2 separate regions of the Mus musculus genome follow, and region 1 is linked to region 2. The links are chromatin loops, found by intact Hi-C in ENCODE. Cell type or tissue: gastrocnemius. All regions are shown on one strand. Links, peaks and the distances in the headings refer to the core of each region. The heading gives the core; the rest is flanking DNA.

Region 1 (2,908 bases), core at 117-2,616, 60 kb before region 2:
TCAGTGAAGGTCAGCCACGGCAAGATGATCGCTGCTACTTACAAGTATCACGGCGTACCAGGATGTCCCTAGGTCTTAAGTTTCTGTTAGGACTTAGCAACCCACATGGTAGCAGCAGGGGCTCAGGACACCTCTCATAGTCTCCCTCGCTGAATGACGATGATGACCCACCCGGGGAACACAACATCATTCCTGTGTACAATCAAGGCAATAGTAATTCCAATAGGTTGAGACACAGCAAATCCACAAAGGGCCAGATATGGACCCAAAGTATGGCCTGAGCCTCTAGGCTAGAGACCATCACCACCCATCTCTCAGGCCCCACCCTTAGATACAGAGAAAACCTCCAGCTACCAATCCATCCAGAATATTTACCTAGTTTTTAAGAGCCTGGTACCTGCCTTTGATTGCCCTCCAAACATCTGGAAAGCAAATGTGAGGGCAGGAACCCAAGGCAGTGAGTGCCCTAGTCCATGAGGCAAGCCTGATAGAAATGCCACTGGGCACGGAGGAGGGGGCTTGGGTCCCTGGTGACTGAGGGGCTCCCTTACCAGCTCAGGGATGGTTGTCTCTGTGCCCCTTAACACATGGGGTGACTACACTCTCAGGAAAGCCACGGCTGGGGTCTGAACTCTATGTTGCAGATTCCAATCCTTCCAGGACCTCCTGCCCGTCTCCTCTAAGGCATGCTTTCTTCTGGGGTGGCAGCCTCACCTGGCTCCTCCAGGATGTCAGAGATACCCTCCACCAGGGAGGCAGCTTTCTTGCAATTCTCGGGATACTGGGCTACCACCCAGGGACGGACCCTGTCTGGCAAGATGCCCAGGAACTGCTCCAGAACGAGCAGCTCCAGGATCTGCTCTTTGGAGCAGGCCTCGGGCCTCAGCCACTGGCGGCATAGCTCATGAAGCCTGGCCAAAGTCTGGTGAGGCCCAGCTGCCTCCTGGTAGACAAACTCCCGGAAGCGGAGGCGGGAAAACTCGAGGTCAGCAGCAGATCTCTCAGTGATGGTTTCTGTTTCCTTCAGCTGGCTAGGCTCTTCCTGTTGGTTGGGTTGATCCTTCTGGCTAGGCTCTTCCTGTTGTTTGCATTGATCCTTCTGGCTAGGCTCTTCCTGTTGGTTGCATTGATCCTTCTGGCTAGGCTCTTCCTGTTGGCTGAGTTCTGCCTGTTGGTTGGGTTGATCCTTCTGGCTAGGCTCTTGTTGTTGGCTGGGTTCCTCCTGTTGGTTGCATTGATCCTTCTGGCTAGGCTCTTCCTGTTGGCTGAGCTCCTCCTGCTGGCTGGGTTGATCTTTCTGACTAGGCTCTTGCTGTTGGCTGGGTTCCTCCTGCTGGCTGGGTTGATCCTTCTGGCTAGGCTCTTGCTGTTGGCTGGGTTCCTCCTGTTGGTATGGTTGAGCCTTCTGGCTAGACTCCTTCTGTTGACTGAGCTCCTCCTGCTGGCTGGATTCCTCCTGCTGGCTGGATTCCTCCTGCTGGCTGGGTTCCTCCTGTTCACTGAACCTTACCTGCTGAATTGGCTTCTCTTGCTGAATAAATTCTTCTTTTTGGGTGCACTTATCCTGCTGAATGAACTCCTCCCGCAGAATCAATTCCTTCTGGATGGGCCTCACCTGATGAATGAGTTCACGTTGGATGGAAGCATCCTGCTGAATGGGCTCCTCCTGCTGGGTGAGTTCTTCCTGTTGGATGGGCTTATCCTGTTCAATGGGCTCTGTCTGCTGCATGAGTTCTTCCTGCTGCATGGGTTCATCTTGCTGCATGGGTTCTTCCCACTGGCTGGGCTCATCCTGCTGCATAGGTTCTTCCTGCTGCATGGGTACATCCTTTTGGCCAGGTTCTCCCCACTGGCTGGGTTCTTGCAGTTGGACAGACTCTTCCTCTTGACTGGGCTCATCCTGTTGACTAGGTTCTTGCTGCTCACTGAGTTCTTCCCTCTGACTAGTTTCCAGCAGCTGGATGGGTTCTTCTTTCCGGATGAGTTCATCCTGCCTCCTGCATTCCTCCTGCTGGCTAGGTTCTTGTTGCTTAATGAGTCCTTCCTGCTGGATGGGTTCCTCCTGCTGGCCAGGTTCTTCCTGCTGTACTGTATCTTTTGACCGCAGAGTAGATGGTTCTGGTTGGGGTGGAGAGCTTCTAGGAGAGGCTAACACCCTCTCCAAAGGCAGCATCTTCACAGGCTGCCACAGAAATATAACTGCCAAGAACTCAGCAAAGACAGCAAAGATAACAGGGTAACCAGGAAAGGTCAGCAGTACCTGAGGAAAAGCAAAGGACATCAACAAAACAGATGCCCACAGAGTGAGACCCCAGCTATACACCTAGATGAATGTACCATACAATATCAGTAAATTCATTTTTACTATGTATATTATATATATGATATAGGTCGTATCACACCAAATCAGATTTATCCCCAAAATACCATATCACTATAACATCTAAGTCTTTATTATTGGGACTTTAGTTCCCCAAAACAAGAAGGATCTCAGTGCAGTATTGTTCTTCTCATTAAAACTACTAGATCTCGGGCTGGAGAGATGGCTCAGAGGTTAAGATCACTGACTGCTCTTCCAAAGGTCCTGAGTTCAAATCCCAGCAACCACATGGTGGCTTACAACCATCTGTAATGAGATCTGATGCCCTCTTCTGGTGCATCTGAAGACAGCTAGATCTCATAAACCACCACCAAACCCAGACACTATTGCAGATGCCAACAAAATTGTACTGACAGGACCCTGATATAGCTGTCTCCTGTGAGGCTCTCTCTGCCTGGTAAATACTCACAGTCATCTATTGTATGGAACACGGGGCCCCCAATGAAGGAGCTAGAGAAAATACCCAAGGAGCTAAAGGGCTCTGCAACCCTATAGGAAGAACAACAATATGAACTAACCAGTACCCCC
Region 2 (2,908 bases), core at 268-2,767:
AGCCTGAAGTGGGTTTATTTTTCTCTAGTCTGTTTTTTCTAGTCTATTCTAAGTACATGCAAAGAATAAGGTCAGTTCTAAGTCAAGGTACAAACAAGGCAATAAACAAAGTCCTGTGGTATTCAGGGACTTACAAAACGATCAAGATCTTGATCTTAGCCCCAAGTCAAATTCTTGCCTGAGCCTACTTCCGTGTCCTAGCCTAATGTCAAATTCCTGCCCAATTCCTAGAAGCAGTCCCAAGAGCTCTCCACATGTATGGATATTTACAGTTAGCATCCCTGGGACTGAGTGTAATTTTAGTTTTCCTCATACATCTCTGATCCTCCATGTCCCTTTGTAGCTGGTCTTTGCAACTTTGTGGGTTCTCCTCTTCCTCCCATCTTTATCCATGCCCCCTTTTTACCCCTTAACACTAGACTGGAAAGAAACAGGAATAGAGGGGAGAGAGGAATTAGGAAATCCCTGAATCTGATTTCTTTTCTTTTGCTTCTCCTTTGACCTCAGCTACTACGAAACCACAACCAACCTCCTCCCTATACAACCAACTGGTCCAGCCCAGCCCCTAGCCTATCGGGCCCTAACATTAATATACTCTCTGAAAAGTTCTCAGAATTCCAAATATAACACAATCACAAAAAACTATCTGCTACAGACAGAACCACGATTCTGCTAGAGCACAAAACAAATCACGGTCAGCTGCTACAGGCAGTCTGAAGCAGCCCCACATCCCTATACCTGGAATCAAACAAAATATTATTTTATAATATTTGTTTGTTCTTCCAAGAAACCAAAATTCCAGGATTCTCACTACATCCCTTCCTCTGCTGGGGAAAACTAGAGAGGACATTTAGTGTAGCCTACCATATTTTAAGTCCACCAGGTCTCCATACTTCCCACCTAAACGTTATAAGCCCACACCACCCTGCCCAGACCACACAACCCTGCCCACTCTACTAATCTGGACGCAAACGCCTGTCCTCTCATGGAAATTTGAGTACTTTTAATTCCGATGCCTAATGGCTTTCTGTTTCTACAGTTACTCCTTTCTTCCTCTCCCTTTAAGGGTACCGGTGAAACTTCAGTAAGATTGCATCCTTTTCTCCTTCCCCACAGTAAACTCCGTTAAATGACTTTGTCTTCTCTTGCCTCCGACCCACAGACAGCCCCAATCCGGATTCCCTCCCCCTCTACACTAGTAGAGCCGTAGGTTCCATCTGTCCCCTCGTCCCGCCTTCCTTGCTCTGCTACGCGGCGTGCCTCGCTCAGCCGACCTAACACCAGCACTTCCGGCCCACCCCCTTGCCCATGCCTAGCTTCCGTTTTGTCCAAGTTCTTTTGCTCCTGTTAGTGGGTTCGATTCTCTCCTAGCCTCGGTCTCTGTCCACAGAGGTACTGGTGCTCAGCGTCTTAGTATCCTTCTTCAAAAGCTGCATCCTAGTTCTTTAGCAGTCAATAACACACTTTTCGGACTTCGGCTTCGCCCGCCAACAGGACAAACGCCGCCTAACTGCTGCCGCTCGACGTCCGCGGGGGCGTCTGGGAGTTGTAGTCCGGACTCGTGAGCTGGCGCAGTTCGGGACAAGACCGACGGGCGAGCGCCATTGTGTCTTTCCGCAATCGTAGCGCTGCGTGAAAGCCCGTCGGGGGCAGCACCCATCTTCTGTTTTATTTGCAACCTCTGGAACCCAGTGTCGGCTTCGTTTGTGGCGCCACTTCTACGGACCCGGGAGAAGGTGTGTAGTCGTGGGTCCGAACAAATCCTAAGGAAGACATCGCGTTCTAAATAAGGACCACAGTTTAAGAAAACCAACCGCCTTTTGGATTAGATGACATCAGCTGTCCCCTCTCGGTTAGAGGGGAACCTGTCTTGTAGGCTTATGGGAGTCGGGAAGAGGATTCACTGGGCACTTTGCAATTTTGGGGTGGACTGGTCATGTCCTGCTGAGGGGTGGGATATGGGCAGAGGTGGGGGAGCCGCTGGGCACATTCCTTAGTGCCCCCCTCTTCCACTTTAGGTTTCGTCAGCATTCTGCCTACTCCTGGGAGAGAACATGGAGGACAGTATGGCTTCCACGCTTCCAACAACCTGGCCCCATGTGAGTAAAGGCTTCTTTTCAACTTTTGAGTCGGCTCAGGGGTCGGCTAGTGGTGAGACGTTTGTTCTCAAATATCATTGAGTTTCGGGAGGAGTTGGAGGACTGCCCAAGAGGGTGGTTACAATAGAAGAAACAAACAAACCGATTTCTGAACCAGGAACTGGCAAGCCAGATTGAGGCTTTTTAATTAAAAAACAATACTATTACATTTGGGGGGGGGGGGGCATGCACGTGTGTGCCACTGCCTGCTTGTAGAGGACAGAGAGTACCTTTCCGGATCGCTACCCTTCTTCCAACATATGAATCCTGAAGATCAATCAAACTCAGGCTTGGTAGCAGGCACCTTTACCCACTGAGCCATCTCACCAATCCTTTTCAACCTTTATTTTTTCTTTTTTTTTTTTTTTTTTTTTTTTTTTTTTTTAAGCTGAGGGTCTGGTGAAAGAAACTGACAAGTGTAAGAAGATAAGAAGCTCATGTTTAGTTTTCAGCAACTACTTTAAGGAAGTGACAATTCAAAAACAAGAAAAGAGGTATAGATGGGAACCAACAGTCCTATCCCCTGATTAGTGAGAAATGAACAGGTTTTCATAGACCACAGTCTCACGTGTCCCCTGATTAGTGTCAGACCGATTTGCTCAAGGATTCAGACAAAGGAACATGAGATAAGTAAAATGTAGCTGGGTCATCTTGCTCAGCCTTCCTATTTTTCTGTCACTGTAGAAGAGGAAAACCCTGGACTGAACTGCATCTTGTGCCTTTCAGGAGTCTGTGAAGTTTGAAGATGTATCTCTGACGTTTACCGAGGA

What was found. A loop is a pair of places that touch in the nucleus more often than their neighbours do. Peaks named below come from ENCODE experiments on the same cell type or tissue, not always from the same donor. Only the 100,000 strongest peaks of a DNase experiment are listed, where the experiment ranks them.
Region 1: it touches region 2 in a loop (2.0-fold over the local background); 2 of 42 quality-filtered maps call a loop at or near these places.

The regions. Positions count from the first base shown.
Region 1 is chr7:12,773,399-12,776,306 of GRCm38, forward strand. Zscan18 (zinc finger and SCAN domain containing 18) reads right to left here. Exons shown (of 7, transcript NM_001017955.3): 2 at 715-2,260; 3 at 43-192. The coding sequence starts at 2,173. Among named protein-coding and RNA genes, the nearest start is that of Zscan18, 5.8 kb to the right of the region's middle. In gastrocnemius, for the core only: a CTCF peak has its summit at 1,454 (motif pointing left); DNase peaks (open chromatin) are centred at 845, 1,408 and 1,771.
Region 2 is chr7:12,833,429-12,836,336 of GRCm38, forward strand. Zfp110 (zinc finger protein 110) reads left to right here and starts at 1,333. Exons shown (of 8, transcript NM_022981.5): 1 at 1,333-1,736; 2 at 2,019-2,099; 3 at 2,865-2,908. The coding sequence starts at 2,055. In gastrocnemius, for the core only: a CTCF peak has its summit at 1,521; DNase peaks (open chromatin) are centred at 1,283, 1,532, 1,966 and 2,156; H3K4me3 peaks cover 2,070 bases; H3K27ac peaks cover 1,451 bases.